Regions from separate parts of the Homo sapiens genome. Here region 1 is linked to region 2. Evidence: read pairs that join two places in POLR2A ChIA-PET (ENCODE). Cell type or tissue: B cell. All regions are shown on one strand. Each heading gives the region's core, and the rest is flanking DNA. Links, peaks and the distances in the headings are about the cores only. Region 1 overlaps GON4L (gon-4 like). Region 2 overlaps ARHGEF2 (Rho/Rac guanine nucleotide exchange factor 2).

Region 1 (8,317 bases), core at 1-8,000, 170 kb before region 2:
GGAGGTTGCAGTGAGCTGAGATGGCGCCACGGCACTCCAGCCTGGAGACAGAGCGAGACTCCTTCTCAAAAAAAAACCAACAAACTATAGAAAGTAGGTGGTGAGGCTGGGCGCAGTGGCTCGCGCTTGTAATCCCAGCACTTTGGGAGGCTGAGGCGGGCAGATCACCTGAGGTCAGGAGTTCGAGATGAGCCTGGCCAACATGGTGAAACCTCTTCTCTACTAAAAATACAAAAAGTAGCCGGGCATGGTGGCAGGCGCCTGTAATCCCAGCTACTCAGGAGGCTGAGGCAGGAGAACCGCTTGAACCTGGGAGGCGGAGGCTGCAGTGAGCCGAGATCACACCATTGCACTCTAGCCTGGGGAACAAGAGTGAGACTTCGTCTCAAAAAAAAGTAGGTGGTGAGTATATGAATGTTAGCTGTATAATTTTTCAATTTTTCTATATATATTTTTAAATTTCATAATAAGATGTAACAGGGGAAAAGTTTAAAGAAAATAAATGCTAGAATCCAGAGAAGAGTAATGTGCATGGTGAGAGGTCTGGACACCAAGGCTTTGGAGAAGAAGAAACCTGGCAGAAGAAACTTGAAACTTTCCTATGTTTTGCATAGGGAAAAAAAAAAAAAAACTTAAGAAACATCTTTTAATATGTACACTTGGGAATAAATTGCTTTTTTTTTTCTTAACAACAAAAGACAAATAGGAGGCCGGGCACAGTGCGGCTCATGACTGTAATCCCAACACTTTGGGAAGCCGAGGCAGGTGGATCACCTGAGGTCAAGAGTTCAAGACCAGCCTGGCCAACCTGGTGAAACCCCGTCTCTACTAAAAATACAAAAATTAGCTGGGCGTGGTGGCGGGCACCTGTAATCCCAGCTATTCTGGAGGCTGAGGCAGGAGAATCGCTTGAACCCAGGAGGCAGAGTTTGCAGTGAGCTGAGATTGCACCATTGCACTCCAGCCTGGGCGACAACAGCGAAACTCCATCTCAAAAATAACATAACATAACATAACATAACATAACATAACATAACATAACATAACATCACATAACATAACATAACATAAAGACAAATAGGAGGAATATAAAAGGATTGATCTTCCTGCTTTGCATTCAAATTTGGGTTCAATAAGGAAAGTATCTGAATTTGCATTCAGATTTGGGTTCAATAAGGAAAGTATTAATTGAGGAGGTGTTCAAGTTTACAATACACTATCTGCAGAATTGTTGAGCTCCCTGTCACTGAAGGTATACAAACAGGACTAAAAAGGCCACCTCAGAGGAGGTGTAAACAAATTCTCAAGCGGGCAAAAAACATGTGACCACATGGAGCTTTTCAAACTCTGTGATTCTATGCTTTTTAATTTTTTTATTTTAGTTATCCATATAAGGATAAGTCCTTTTAAAGAGATTATAATCAAATATGACAATGAGACACAAGAGGACAAGAGGCAGAAAAAAAAATTAAAAATTCTACTCCAGCTTTCACTATCATTACAGAACTGTATGACTAGAAAGACTGCCCTTCATTTACCCATCTCTATTCGACTGGCAAATATTGCCACCAGCTTTACAGCAATAAACAAAACAAAGCTCTTGAGAAGTTCACAGTCTAGGGGAGAAGACAGATATTAAATAAGCAATTATGAGGTGATCAGTATATAAAAGGACAAAAAGAGTGGTACGGGAATGCAAAGCAAGAAGATCAATCCTAACGAAGGAGGATCTCCCTGAGAAATTATACGTAAACTGAAGAAAGTAACAATCAAAAAGGGAAGGCAAATATATTCCAGGATGATAGCTGAACTTAAGATCTGCTTTTGTGCTTTAAGCAGATGTTTCTTTACTTGTTTCTTTACTGTTGACCATTCTGTCCTTCTTGAAAGACTCTTTTTTTGAAACAGGGTCTTGCTCTGACCCAGGCTGGAGTACAGTGTTGGGATCTCTGCTCGCTACAGCCTCCACCTCCTGGGCTCAAGTGATCCTCCCACCTCAGCTTCCCAAGTAGCTGGGACTACGGGCATGCACCACGACAACTAATTTTCATTTTATTTTTAAAATGTTTTTGTAGAGACAATGTCTCACTATCTTGCCCAGGCTGGTCTTGAACTCCTGGGCTCATGCGATCCTTCTGCCTCTGCCTCAGCCTCCCAAGTGCCGGGATTATAGCCATGAGCCACTGTGCCCCAGCCAAAAGACTCTTCCTTTGGTTTCTACGACACTAGATTTTCTAGGTTTTTCTTGTACCTTCCTAGATTCTCCTTTCAGTTTTCTCAAAGCCTAAATCCTCAAACCTTTTCATTCTACATTTTCTCTAATTCCTGGTGCTTTCCTTTCAATGCTTCCACTATCCCTGTCATAGTATATCAAAATAAATGAAAGATCTTCACAAAGGAAATGGTATTCTAATCTTAAAAGCAAGGTGAAAGGCACAATAAAGCAATAAAATAAAATGTAAGTTCTAAAGGATTGTATTTACATAATTCTCTTTACACAAAGAACTGCATTAATTAGGTATATCTTGGATGTTTATAAAGCTCTCTGCATAACCTGGTCAAGAGCCAGCATCTTACCTTCTCCATGTCGTGTATATTATTCCAGTACAGGGTCATGCATACATGCAATAAAAATCAATGGCTTATGAAATATATTTTTTATTTTTCTTTCTCCCCATAGGTAGAATTTCTTCAGGATGAAATGTATGTTTTCTATGCTTGACACACTAGCCAATGATATAATTTTTTTTTGAGTCAGGATCTCCCTCTGCCACCAAGGCTGGAGTGCAGTGGCACTATCATAGTTTGCTGAATCCTTGACCTCCTGGGCTGAAGCAATCCTCCTGCCTCAGCCTCCTGAGTAGCTAGGACTACAGGTACGTGCCAATACATTAGGCTAATTTCTTAAATTTTTAGTACAGACAAAGTTTCTCTATGTTGCCTATGCCGGTCTCGAACTCCTAAGCTCAAGCAATCTTCCTGCCCCAGCCTCCCAAAGTGCTGGGATTACAGGTGTAAGCCACCACTCCTAGCTCAATGATATAATTTTTTATAGAAATAACTCAAGCTAAGTTATCATAATTGTTTTCCATACCTCCAGTCTTGTTCACTTTACCTAACAAATTAATACATTAAACTGGTATTAAATCAAAGTGATCTTTCTAAAATCCAAATCAGTTCCTACTGATTTACTGCTTAAACCTCTTTTTTTTTTCAGGCGGAGCCTTGCTCTGTCGCCCAGGCTGGAGTGCATTGGCGTGATCTCGGCTCACTGCAACCTCTCCCGCCTGAGTTCAAGCAATTTTTCTGCCTCAGCCTCCGGAGTAGCTGGGATTACAGGTGCCTACTACCACGCCTGGCTAATTTTTGTATTTTTAGTAGAGACAGGGTTTCGCCATGTTGGCCAGGCTGGTCTTGAACTCCTAACCTCAGGTGATCTGCCTGCCTCCACCTCCCAAAGTGCTGGGATTACAGGCGTGAGCCACCATGCCCGCCCTTAAACCTCATTTTGAGAGCTTAAAAATCCTCCATGATGTAAACACTACCTAATCTTATCTACCACTTCTCTGTCTTTTCACTCATACACCACCACCAAAGTACTTAGTATTTTCCAAACATACTTTTTTGATGTTTTACAATTCTGTGGTTTGCAGATGCTCTTCTATTTGCAATATTCCTCTCTGTCCCTATTCACCAAATTTCTTATTCCTCCTTCAAAACTAAGATAAAAAGCCATTTCATTCTGCAAATTCTTTCCTAAGTTCTCCTATCCTAGTCCATATCATACACTAGGAGATGACACTCTCTTTTAGGTCATTATTATACCTTATGTAAAACCTGTTACAGCATTTATCACTTTGTATTGTAACTTTTTCTGTTTCTATCACCCTACTAGGCTGAACTCCTACAGCACAGATGCCATGTCTTATTCATCTTGCACAATCCCTGCCAAACAGTAAGGACTGAATACACGACTGTGGGATATACAAATGAATAACTGATGGGCTTTCTGAATATGTACCTAAATTTAAAGAATCAGATCAATAAATGGGTAAAGGAAACCTAAATGTCTTAACATGGATGAGCTGCAAACTTCACCCCTAAAAATCTACAAAGTAAACAAAGACAGCTGCAAAGCAGTCAAGAGCAGGACTTAGAATAAACACAGACTCACTGGTGATTCTCACTGCCCGGTCAGTCCGGAAATCCTCTGTGTCTGGTTCATCGAGGTCTTCCAGGAAATTATATTCTGGATCATCATCATCATCTGCTTCATCTAGGAAAAAAAAGTGTTTCAGATGCTCATTAACTCTGTTCTCAAACTTCTAAGAATCTGTTCCAATAAAGCACATTTATTCTTTATTTTTTTGAGACAGGGTCTCACTCTGTCGCCCAGGCTGGAGTGCAGTGGTACAGCCTCAGCTCACTGCAACCTCCACCTCCCGGGCTCAAGTGATCCTCCCACCTTAGCCTCCTGAGTAGCTGGGACCACAGGCATACGCCACCACACCCAGCTAATTTTGTGTAGTATATTCCATGAAAATAATACTTTCTGTAAAAGCTACTTGTACAGTGAAGCTGACAGTGAAAAAAGGAGTGGCCCAAATTCCCAACAATTAGAGAATGACTATATAATTATAATTTCTTAGTATAAAATAGTACAGGTTGAGCATTCCAAATCCAAAACTCCAAAATCTGAAACTCTGTGAGTGCAAACATGACTCTCAAAGGGAATAGCCATTGGAGCATTTCAGATTTCAAATTTTCTTTTTCCTTTTTTTTGAGACAGGGTCTCACTCTGTCACCCAGGCTGAAGTGCAGTGGCACGATCATGGCTCACTGCAGCCTTGACTGCCCAGGATCAGGCGATTGTCACACCTCAGCCTCCCAAGTAGCTGGGATTAGGCACATGCCACCATGCCCAACTAATTTTTGTATTTTTAGTAGAGACAGGGTTTTGGTATGTTGCCCAGACTGGTCTTGAACTCCTGGGCTCAAGCGATCTGAATGCCTCGGCCTCCCAAAGTGCTGAGATTACAGTGTGAGCCATTGCACCCTGCCCAGATTTCAAATTTTCAAATTTAGTATGCTTATCTGTTAAGTATAATAATACATATATTCTAATATCTGAAAAAATCTGAAATCCAAAATACTTCCGGTCCTGAGCATTTTGGATGAAGGGGATACTCAACACGTACACATATAAAATGTGAATATGTAACCATTCTATAAAAGTTCAATACATGTATGACAAAAGTACAATATATACATAATAATCATAAGCATGAAAAATTATATCCTTACAATAAGAATCATAAATAACTAAAAATATACAAAAATAATAAACATTTGTTAGGTTAGAATAATAGAAATATGGATGTTCTTCTCCCTTTTAATTTTCTTTTTTCTTTTTTTTTTTTGACATGGAGTCTCACTTTGTCACCCAGGTTGGAGTGCAGTGGCATGATCTTGGCTCACTGCAAACTCTGCCTCCCAGCTTCAAGCAATTCTCCTGCCTCAGCCTACCAAGTAACTGAGATTACAGATGCCCACCACCACGCCCGGCTAATTTTTCTATTTTTAGTAGAGACAAGGTTTCACCATGTTGGCCAAGCTGGTCTCGAACTCCTGACCTCAGGTGATCCGCCTGCATTGGCCTCCGAAAGTGCTAGGATTACAGGAGTGAACCACAGGGCCCAGCCTAATTTTCTTTAATGTTAATGCTAAACTGTCTTTTCAATTACTAAGTAAAAATTATGAAGGAGTCATTAAATTATGGAATTATTATATATTAAGGTAATATTTTTCTCCAGATAATTTTAGATCAGTGTTGTCTAACAGAACTTTCTGTGATGATGGAAATGATCTATACATGTATTGTATTGTATCATACAGTAGCCATTAGCCACATGTGACTTGAGAAATGCAGCTAGTGTGACTGAGGAACTGATTTAAAAAAAAAAAGACCAAAAAGAGAATACCTAAATTTCTTACTATCATGTATCCATTAAATAGAAGAGGTGATCTCTATGTATTATAATGGAAAAATATATGTTATACTGCTAAGTGAAAGAAGCAAGTTGCAGATGAAGACCAATATGTATAGTATGATTCTTTTTGTGGAAAAAAATTCTTGTTTGAGATAAATACATGCTTGACTGAACACCCACAGAGTATCTAGAAAGAAACACATAAAACTATTAACAAAGATTTCTCTGTGTACCCTCCCACAATATTTTTTTTTTCTTTCTTTTTTTAAGGTGGAGTCTCGCTCTGTCGCCCAGGCTGGAGTGCAGTGGCTCGATCTCAGCTCACTGCAACCTCCACCTGCTGGGTTCAAGCGATTCTCCTGCCTCAGCATCCCGAGTAGCTGGGACTACAGATGTGCACCACCATGCCCAGCTAATTTTTATATTTTTAGTAGAGACGGCGTTTCACCATGTTGGTCAGGCTGGTCTCAAACTCCTGACCTCAGGTGATCCACCTGCCTCGGCCCCTAAAAAGTGCTGGGATTACAGGCGTGAGCCACAGAGTCTGGCGCCTCTTCCATAATGTTTTAACTTTTCATAATAAATGAGCATCTTTTTTTTTTTTCGAGAGGGAGTTTCGCTCTTGTTGCCCAGACTGGATACCGTGCCTGGCCATAAATAAACATCTTTTGTTATAAACAGACATATACAGCCTGGGGCCAAGCATGGTGGCTCACGCCTGTAATCCCAGAACTTTGGGAGGCCGAGGTGGGAAGATCACTTGAGGTCAGGGGTTCGAGACCAGCCTGGCCAACATGGTGAGACCCCCCCCCTCCCGTCTCTACCAAAAATACAAAAATTAGCCAAGAGTAATGGTGCGTGCCTGTAATTCCAGCTACTTGGGAGGCTGAGGCAGGAGAATCACTTGAACCCAGGAGACAGAGGTTGCAGTGAGCTGGGATCATGCCACTGCACTCCAGCCTGGGCGAGAGTGAGACTCCATCTAACAAGAAAAAAAAAAAAAAACACATATATATATCCTGGGCAACACAGTGGGAACCAATCTCTACAAATGACTTTTTAAAAATTAGCCAAGTGTCGTGGTGTGTGCCTATAGTCCCAGCTACTCAGAAGGCTGAGCTGGAAGGACTGCTTGAGCCCAGGAGTTTGAGGCTGCAGTGAGTCATGATCACGCCACTGCACTCCAGCGAGGGTGACAGAGTGAGACCCTGTCTCAAAAACAAATATATATTTTTTATATAAATATAAATATATATAAATATATATATACTTATACAGACACACATTTAAAATTCACAATCACTGAAAAATCTGTGCTGATTAAACCCTAATCTAACTTGATAATTCTTTACTCAACATTTATACTCAGCTTATAATATATTAATTTGCATTCTTTACACATAACTAATTATCAAATCTTTTTCATCTATTTGTGGGTTTAACTTATCAGTACAGATTCTTTATTTCTTTAGGAATAGAATACTGTCTTCATAATTCATAATCTCTATAGTACTTTCTATATAAGTCTCTTCACAGCAAGTTCTTTTTTTTTTTTTTTTTTTGAGATGGAGTCTCACTCTGTCGCCCAGGCTGGAGCACAGAGGGGCGATCTCGGCTCGCTGCAAGCTCTGCCTCCCGGGTTCACGCCATTCTCCTGCCTCAGCCTCCCAAGTAGCTGGGACTACAGGCACCCGCCACCACGTCAGGCTAATTTTTTTTTTTTTTTTTTTTTTTTAGTAGAGACGGGGTTTCACTGTGTTAGCCAGGATGGTCTCGATCTCCCGACCTCATGATCTGCCTGCCTCAGCCTCCCAAAGCGCAGGGATTAGAAGTGTGAGAGACACTGCGCCTGATCAAAAAGTTCTTAACAAACATTGCTGAATAACGAAAGTTCTGGAAGAGCCCATAATAATGAGTAGTGTGCACAGGTTTGGACTCCATCTGTTTGGATGCAAGAACTGCAATAGATAGTTCTGCCCACACCACACAAATGGGTCAGCGAATATTATTCTCAGAGCACTCATTTAACAAAGATGCTGAAAAATCATTTAGGGGGATTCTTCTGAGTTCTGCTTAGCTTTTAGTACCCTGATTGTGGAATATGTCCTCTGAGCTTAATCACTTTTTTGACTTATTAACAATGTCAGTATTTACCCAGCTGATATACCCCTCCTGTATTGTCTTTTAACTCAACTGGTAGATCTGGAGGCCACACCCATCCTAATCATTGGCTTTGTGTGCTCTTTTAAAAATCTGTCCGAATAGGCACATACAAAAATACTGAAGTTGCTGGGCGTGGTGGCTCACGCCTGTAATCCCAGCACTTT
Region 2 (8,332 bases), core at 275-8,274:
AGCCAGGATCCAAGAGGCGGTCCCCCTAAGTTCTCCTTATTTGTCTGTCTACAGTTCTGAACTCAGGGATGGAAAGGGACCTCTCAGCACCCCCTTGGCCTCCACTGCCACACTCTCTGGCTGCCCCTTTCCCCAAACAGAGGCTCACCCAGCAATGTTGGTGGTAGAAACACTCTTGGCTAAAGACAAGGAGGAGCGGCCACGGCGGGAGCCCAGGAGGGACTGCCGGAAGCTGTCGGAGGGGTAGATGGCCGAGCTTGGCCGCTCCCGGATGGTTGCTGTGGGGGAGAGATGCCCAGCAGGCAAACATCAGACTCTGGTGCTTCCCAGGATTGAGGCCTCCTAGGCTCCTCAATGAGGAATGAGGCATCCTCTCACTCCACCTCAGCCCCTCTAGTCAAGAAAGATGGTAATGAGAATGCCACCTTACATTTGTGCCATACTCTAATGTTCACAAAGAGCTTTTTCTTACTTATCTCCTCCCTGACATAAGCCTATAAACAAACAGGAGCTCAGAAAGACAAAAAGACTTGTCCAGGGTGACTTGGGTAATGGCTAGGCAGGGACTGAGGCTCTGCTCTTTATACCTAAGGGCCATGCTCTTTCTGTTACACCAAAGCTGTCTGAATTGACACTTGACAGCTGCTACCAACACTCCCGAAATGCAGTGTAAATAACTGATAAAAATGCAGGCTGCGGCCAGGCTCAGGCGACCACCCATCCCCAGCCCTCATCCCCATTCGGACTCTCTCTCCCCTTCTGCCTCTAAGTCCAAGAGTCCGAACCCTCCCTTAGGCCCCCACTATCTGCTTCCAATCAAGAAGAGGAAGGTGCTATGCCTGGGAACAACCTTAGTGGGGCAGCAGAGCCCATGGGTTGAGCAGCCTGGGGTCCAGGGTCTTAGGGGACCTCCTCCACTCCCCAACTACTCACTCTTACTTCGAAGAGAAACGGACTGCAAGGCGGTGTTGTTCTTCAGCAGGGCCGCTTTCTGTTGCTGTGAGACAGAGAGCAGGAGAGAGATACCAAGAATGGCTGTCACCCAAGGATCACCCCCAGAGGCATGGGACAGGAGCTAGGTGGCCGGCCCCCTTAGGAGAAAGCTGGCACTATGGTTAAGGGGATCAGGGTGATTGAGCCCAGTGCTGTGGGGACATGTCTGCAGCAACAGGCCTGGCCTACTTGGGGCCCGAGGCCTGGGGTTGAGGGTCTGGGCTGCCCCTTGGTGAGGAGGTGGGTGGTGAGAAACACAGGGTAGGGAATGAATGGAAAAGGCATGAGGGTACCGCACACTCACTACCCTCTCCCCCAGCCCTCTGCCCTCCCTGCCGTCTCACCTTCTGCTTGACCTTGGTACAGTTGGCGAGGGTGTCTTTACAGCGGTTGTGGATAGTCACATTGCAGGCTGGGAGGGTGGGGTAGAGAGGGTGAAGGGAGGGCCGGGTGGTACAGGAGGGGACACACCCACATGCAGACACCCATCTCCTCCTGGCCACACAGTCCTCGGGGACTCTCCCCCCTTCCCCGACTTCTGGGCCATTACCACACCCCAGTCCCTCTCCTCCCACCTCCCTCTTCCTTCAAGCAGGAAATGAAGTGAGGGGGGTATAGGTGCTGAATGAAATTAAACAATCAAGTGGGATGGGCAATCCTGACCCCAAGGTGGCCTGAAGGGCGGACCAGAGGGGAGCAGGGGTCACTGGCTGCCAGAGATGAGCTCAAGAAGCACGAAGGTGGTTGCGAATGGCAGATGGAAGAGAGGACTCCCACAGAACAGAAGATGGCACAGAGGCAGCCAGAATGGGGGCTAGGGGCAGAGGGGAAATTTACATTCCCTGAGCTTTTATAATAGTAAATGTTCCACATTTACTTAATCCTAACCACCCGTAGAGGGAGGTTCAGTTATCCTCATTTCATGTATGAGGAACCTGTCCTGGAGTGGCTAAATCGTCCATCAGAGGTCACACGGCTAGTGGGAGAGGTGGTGTTTACACTCCGGTGGGCCTGAATCCAAAGGCCGTGCTCCTTCCCTCGCACCACATGCCCTGGACTCTGGCTGGGCCTCAGCAGCTCCAAGGCTGATTGATGGCTCCAGTGGTAAAGAAGGGACAGGCAACTCCCCACCAAGCCTGGCCTTCTCCCTTCCAGGCCCAGGGAGTCCTGTTCCCCCAACTCAGGCAAATCCACAGCTCCCACACTCCATCTGCTTCTCCGCCATCCTCCACCCCACCTTGCCATGGGGTAGGAGAGAAGAAGAAAGGAGGATTCGCTGAGCCTAGGCACTGGGACCCTGGCCGTGCCCTTCCCAGACATGCCCTCAGCTCCCGGCCCTCTCCAGCTTCCCCTCCCCCATCCAACAACACCGGAAACTCTGCTAACTCTTTCAGACAATACCCAGCACCACGCTCACTTCCACAAATACAAGGCAAACAGGGTGGAGCAGAGGGGGCAGACAGAAGTGGGGGTTGCAGCTGCCCCCACCCCCCTGGAGCTCCCTTCTCCTACCCCCAACACTCAGTGTCTCTGGATTGAACCTCCGCTTTCCACCTGCTCTCAAAATAGTGCTGCCCGCCTCCCCTGTTCCCCTGGCAACAAGCTTCCGGATTGGGAATTTTGTCAGGTCTCTATAGGGATCTAGATTGGGGTTCCCTCCTCATCCTCACAACTCTAAATTGAACAGTGAGGAAAGTAGGGAGGCTTCACTGGTTTTCTTTTCTTTCTTTTTTTTTTTTTTTTTGAGCGGTAGCAAGCTTTATTGTGAAGAGCAAAATGACAAAGCTCCCACAGCGTAGAAGGGGACCCGAGCGGGTTGCCCATCACTGGTCCTTTCTGGGGGTTCCTTCCCCAAGTTTCATAGGGATTTACAGGCTAGAGCTTTTGTCCGCTATTCAGTAGCAGGTCACAATACCTTCAATCCTGCTCTAATCAGAGGCATCTCTGCCATAACTTCAGGAGGAATTGAGGGAGAGGGGGCAGCAGGAGCCCTCTGTGTACTGGGGAAGGAAAGAATTCCTGGCTTATACTCCCTAAAGACAGGACTACACTCAGATGTGGATGAAGGGCAGGAATTCTAACCCCTGCCCCTCAACACACACATCCCTGCTACATTCCCTCTTTCTCACTAGAAATTTGAGATGAAGGGTCCTAATCACATCTTCTGCTTGAAACAGCAGAGATTTCAGGCTCCACCCATAGTCAATAGAAAGAAAGGGGCAAGGGGACTGTGAAGTCCTGAATGCCCAGCTCTGCGCAGGAAGACAGGCAGAGCCAGCTGCAAGGCTGGCAGCTTTCCACCCAGTTCCTCTGTCACCCCCCACCCCACCCCCTCCACACATACAACATTCCTGCTCCTTCTCCAATCAGTTCCCCTAACCCTTAGCAGCTGTTCGGGGAGCAAGGGGGGTGCCTGGTGGATGACAGCTGCAAGAGGAGCCAGCACAGCCTCCCCTCCCCCACATTCCCAGATAGTCCGGCTTATGCCATATTCCAACAGCCACCACCCCTCAGAGTGAGGACAGGGAGCAAGGGATCAAGCAACTGGCCCTGGCATTTGGGCCCAGCTGGGGATCAGAGAGAAGAGTGACCCTCATGGATCCAGGCAGAAAAAACAGATGAAAAGATCAGGGTCAGTGGGCACCGAGTCTGGGTGACTCTCAGGGTCCAAACAACTTACTTGGGCAGATGAGGGCTTCCTTGGCTGTGATGCTCTTGTTACAGGCATAGCACATGGTCATGCCTGAAACTGAAATGGTGGTGAAGAGGTGCCCATTGGTATAGCGGGCATCCTTGGCTTCCTTCATCTTCTCCTTTTCCCGGGTCTGTGGAAGGGATGAGAGGGAGAGGAAGTGAGGCTGGAAAATGCCAGGGTGCCTGGAGTCCAGAGAGACAGGCTGGGGGCAGAGGCAAGGAAAAAATGCCAGCCTGAGGATGCTGGAAAGACACCAGTTCCTAAAGCAGAGCCTGCAACTGGGTGTCAGAGGCAGCTGTCCGGGAGTGACCAGGCCAGGCTCTGGGGCAGCCAGCCCGGATGGGTTCTGGGTCCCTGACCTACCTGGCCCCTACGGCTGGGCTGCCTCCTGTTGCCACTCATCTCCCTGGCTCTAGGTCTCTGCGTCCTCACTCCACCTTCCCAGCCCTAGCTCTGCTCACCCCCGAGCTGCTGTACTCTCTTCTCTGTGCTAGGGGGAAGATGCGCAGAGAGGAGGGGAGAGCAGGCGAAGCGGAGGGTGCCAGCTCACCAGCGCTTTCCAATCTATGGGAGTTAGCTCCTCTTATAACCATGACAACCAGTGTTGGATCTGCTGTCTCTGTGGCAGTCACAGTGGGGGGGGCAGGAGATCCCCTTATTAGATTGGCTGAAGGGGGCAGAATGCCTCCCCTGCCACCCCCAACCCAGGGGTCAGGATCCCAGACCTCTAACTCTTTTCACCAACCCTCAGCCACGGCACACAGGGCCTGTCTGGGAGGCAGCATGTCCCCTACTAACCTTGAGGCAAAGGCAGCTAGCTGCCTTTGGGTCACTCTTCCACTCTGGGATCTTTAAGTAAGGAAGCTCAGCCAGCCATCTTGGTTGCTTCCAGCGGAAAATCTCTCCTGCAGTCTAACTTTTATCCCTCTCATACTACTTTCCAGAGTTAAAACCTAGGAGAGTTTCCTCTATTGCTCCTTACCCAACTGGTCTCTCCCATCCTAGGAAGTCCTTTCTGACATCTACCCTCCATCCTTCAGTGTTGATCTCCGCAGATGGCGCACACCTTCCTCGGAGCCTCTGAGCCGCATTTTCCATCTCTGCTGTCTCCCATTTCCCCCAGTGCCCCTGCCTCTGCAAGTCAAGTCATTCTCCCTGACCTCCAATCTGTCCCTCTTCAAGCCCCTGTGATTCCCAAAAAGCCTGAGAAGGTGAGAAGAGGGGGATATCACTCTTCCCACTATTCTAGGACCTTCCTTAGTTGTGACTCTGATCTCTGGATTTTCCCTCCGCTCTTGGAGCAGGACTAGAAGCTGAGAAGACCACTCCCTCCAAGGTTTCCCAGGCTCTCAGAAATCAAAAATCAGGATCCAGATGGCTGAGGGTAGAAGCCCCAAGTCAGAGGACCTGGACTGGGGACAGAGGATTACAGTTCAGCGGGAAGCACTCAGCCCGGACTCTAGGAGACCAGTACTGACTCAGCCGAGGCCACGAGGCCACGCCAGCAGCTGAGAGGTGGAGGAGGGGAAGAGATGCACGGGCCTGGTGCTTGGGGCAGAAAATGGTAGAAAGAAAGGGGAAGTGTGGAGGGGCTGAGTCAACAGTGCAGGGACAGAGGGCATGGGGCTGCAGTGCCTGGGCCCAAGATCCTTCTCTTTCCTGCCTCTCTTCCCAAGCTCCAGGTTTGCCTGATGATGTCCAGAGCCCAGAGGTCTTGGGGTCAATCCCTTCTCCCCTCATGCATCCTCCCCATCCCCAATCATCCATTTTTCGCATCCTCCTCCTGTCTCCTGCTCTCTCTATGTCCTCCCTTCTCTTCTCAGGGTCTCCCTCCTAGGCTCCTCCCGCTCTGCCTTCCCTTTCTCAGCCTTGCTTCTCCGCCACTGTTCTCCTCTCCCGCCCACAGCCTCTCCTCCCCTCCTCCTCACGCAGGCCAACTGCTCCTCTACCTAGGCTTATTCAGGAAGCTGAGCTGCCTCTAGCCTCTAACTCAAACCTCTAAAATGTTCTGGCCTCCTTTTTTCTATTCTGGCACCTACCTACCCGGACCACTAGAAAATGCTCCCTTTGGTCTAACCTCCACCTATCTTGCACCAAATTATACCTCTTTAGAAGTTCAAATTCAGGCTGGGTGCAGTGGCTCACACCTGCAATCCCAGCACTTTGGGAGGTCGAGGCGGGTGGATTACCTGAGGTCAGGAGTTCGAGACCAGCCTGACCAACATGGTGAAACCCCATCTCTACTAAAAATACAAAAAATTAGCTGGGCGTAGTGGCAGGCACCTGTAATCCCAGCTACTTGGGAGGCTGAGGCAGGAGAATTGCTTGAACCGGGGAGGTTGGAGGTTGTGGTGGGTTGAGATTGGGCCACTGCACTCCAGCCTGGGCCACAGAGTGAGACTATGTCTCAAAAAAAAAAAAAGAAGTTCAAATTCACCTTTGAATAATAACCTCACAGGACCTCAAACACCAAGTCCAAAAATCTCTTCCCACTGCCATATACTCTCCCTTTTCTCCTCCTCTCCTGCCCTCCCAGCCTTCTATATAACTCAAACCAAAAGTTTGAGCATGTATTACATTTGAATTAAAAGCAAGAGGCCGGTGAGGTGGCTCACACCTGTAATCCCAGCACTTTGCGGGGCTGAGGTGGGAGGATCGCTTGAGGCCAGGAGTTTGAGAACAACCTGAGCAACACAGCGAGACCCATCTCTATAAAAAAAAAAAATATATACATATATATATATACACACATAAGTAAAAGCAAGCAAGCTGAAAATAGTATTAAAAAAAACAACATGGCTGGACCAGGGTCACTCCAGAATGGGCAGTGCTGCAGCTCTGCCCCAGTGCTGCTACGAGTACTCTCTTCCACACCTGACCTCTGTCCTTTGCCCTCCACCCTCCCCCTGTGGCATCCACAAACACTCATCTGTCTGACCAGCTCAGATGGAGTGGCAAAGGGAGGGAGAAGACTGGGGCAGCCAGAGAACAGGGTCTCTAGTGGCCCTTCCTCTCTCTGGCATCAATGCTCCACAGACAGCCCTGGTACTCTGGGCCCTGCCTCCTCCACCTCCCAACACTCACCCTCTCTCGAAGTGACCCCTGCTCTAGGTGGGCCAGCAGCGGGCAGCAGCCACAGCAGCAGCACATCCCAGCATGGGCACTGCCCAGCAGCAAGCGACCCTGGCACTGCCTAGTGCTATTGTCCCGGAGGTTGCCTGTGCCCGCCCCAGGGCTCAGGCTTCTGAGGATGGAAGGACATAGGGCCTGCTTACCAGGGGTGCCTGCTCCAGAGGTGGAGTGAGTGGGCTTGTTTGGTTCTTTGTCCTACTCTTTTCCAGGTATTCTTAAGATAATCACATTGGTCTCCCATTTACCCACGCCCAAGTAGGACAGCCCTTTACCTCCAAGACCCAACCTATGCACCAAGAAAAAGGGCCCATTACTCCACAATCCATAACACCCACCCCAGTGCTCAGAGGCCCTTCCTGCTTGGTTCAGTCCTTTGCTCTCCAGCATCTAGATACTTTTTTTTTTCTTTTTTTTTTTGAGACAGGGTCTCACTCTGTTGCCTGGACTGGAGTACATTGGCATGATCATGGCTCACCGCAGCCTTGACCTCCCGGGCTCAAGTGATCCTTCCACCTCAGCCCTCCAAATAGCTGGGACCACAGGCATGCATCATGATGCTCACCTAATTTTTAAATTTTTTTTGTAGAGACAGCGTCTTGCTATGTTGCCCAGGCTGGTCTCGAACTCCTAGGATCAAGTGATCCTCCTGCCCCAGCCTCCCCAAAGTGCTAGAATTATAGGTGTGAGCCACCACGCTCAGACCTAGAGTCATTCTGTCTCTTTCTCACAAATCCCATGGGAAGTTCTTCTTGCTACACACCTTCATCCACACTACTGCTACATCAAGGATAAATAAAGAATATGAAAGCCCTTAGCACAATACCTGGTATACAATAGGCACCCAATACATGTCTCAAAATGAAAGAAAAGGAAGGAAGCAAAGAAGCAAGGAAGGATGTATGGACACCAAGACATGGGGTCTCAGTAGCACCCTGGCCCCTATTCTGGAAACCCTCTTCCTTCCTTATCAGAGCTTTAGAACCTTCTGTCTCTTCTTGTTTCTCTTTTCTCCCTCCTCCTGAAGGGCTCTAAGCCATTCTCTCCTATTTCCTTTGAGTTTAGACCCTGAGGGTTTCCTCTGGAAGTCAGAAGACCAACCCCAAACTTCCTTCCACTGTCATCCCAGATCTCAGTCACTTTTGGGAAAGAAAGACAGGGCCAGGCCGAGCGCAGTGGCTCATGCCTATAATCCTAACACTTTGAGAGGCCGAGGCGGGCAGATCACTTGAGATCAGGAGTTTGAGACCAGCCTGGCCAACATGGCAAAACCCCATCTCTACTAAAAATACAAAAATTGGCCGGGTATGGTGGTGGGCACCTGTAATCCCAACTACTCAGGAGGCTGAGGCAGGAGAATTGCTTGAACGCAGGAGGTGGAGGTTGCAGTGAGCCAAGATCATGCCACTGCACTCCAGCCTGGGTGACAGAGCGAGACTCTGTCTCAAAAAAAAAAAAAGAAAAGAAAAAAGAAAGAAAGATGGGAGCAATGGCAGAGGGCATTGTGGATCTCTA

The links. Peaks named below come from ENCODE experiments on the same cell type or tissue, not always from the same donor. Only the 100,000 strongest peaks of a DNase experiment are listed, where the experiment ranks them.
Region 1: POLR2A ChIA-PET joins it to region 2 with 8 read pairs; 2 of 35 experiments call an interaction of 5 or more read pairs at or near these places.

What each region holds. Positions count from the first base shown.
Region 1 is chr1:155,790,876-155,799,192 of GRCh38, forward strand. GON4L (gon-4 like) reads right to left here. Exons shown (of 32, transcript NM_001282860.2): 12 at 4,175-4,276. Among named protein-coding and RNA genes, the nearest start is that of GON4L, 62 kb to the right of the region's middle. In B cell, for the core only: no CTCF peak of the experiment used is centred there; no DNase peak of the experiment used is centred there.
Region 2 is chr1:155,965,483-155,973,814 of GRCh38, forward strand. ARHGEF2 (Rho/Rac guanine nucleotide exchange factor 2) reads right to left here. Exons shown (of 22, transcript NM_001162383.2): 2 at 3,674-3,818; 3 at 1,338-1,405; 4 at 934-997; 5 at 149-278. Among named protein-coding and RNA genes, the nearest start is that of ARHGEF2, 8.9 kb to the right of the region's middle. RefSeq lists a silencer at 2,615-2,846 and enhancers at 4,964-5,063, 5,114-5,293, 5,304-5,353. In B cell, for the core only: no CTCF peak of the experiment used is centred there; DNase peaks (open chromatin) are centred at 2,368 and 5,259; H3K4me3 peaks cover 1,677 bases; H3K27ac peaks cover 8,000 bases.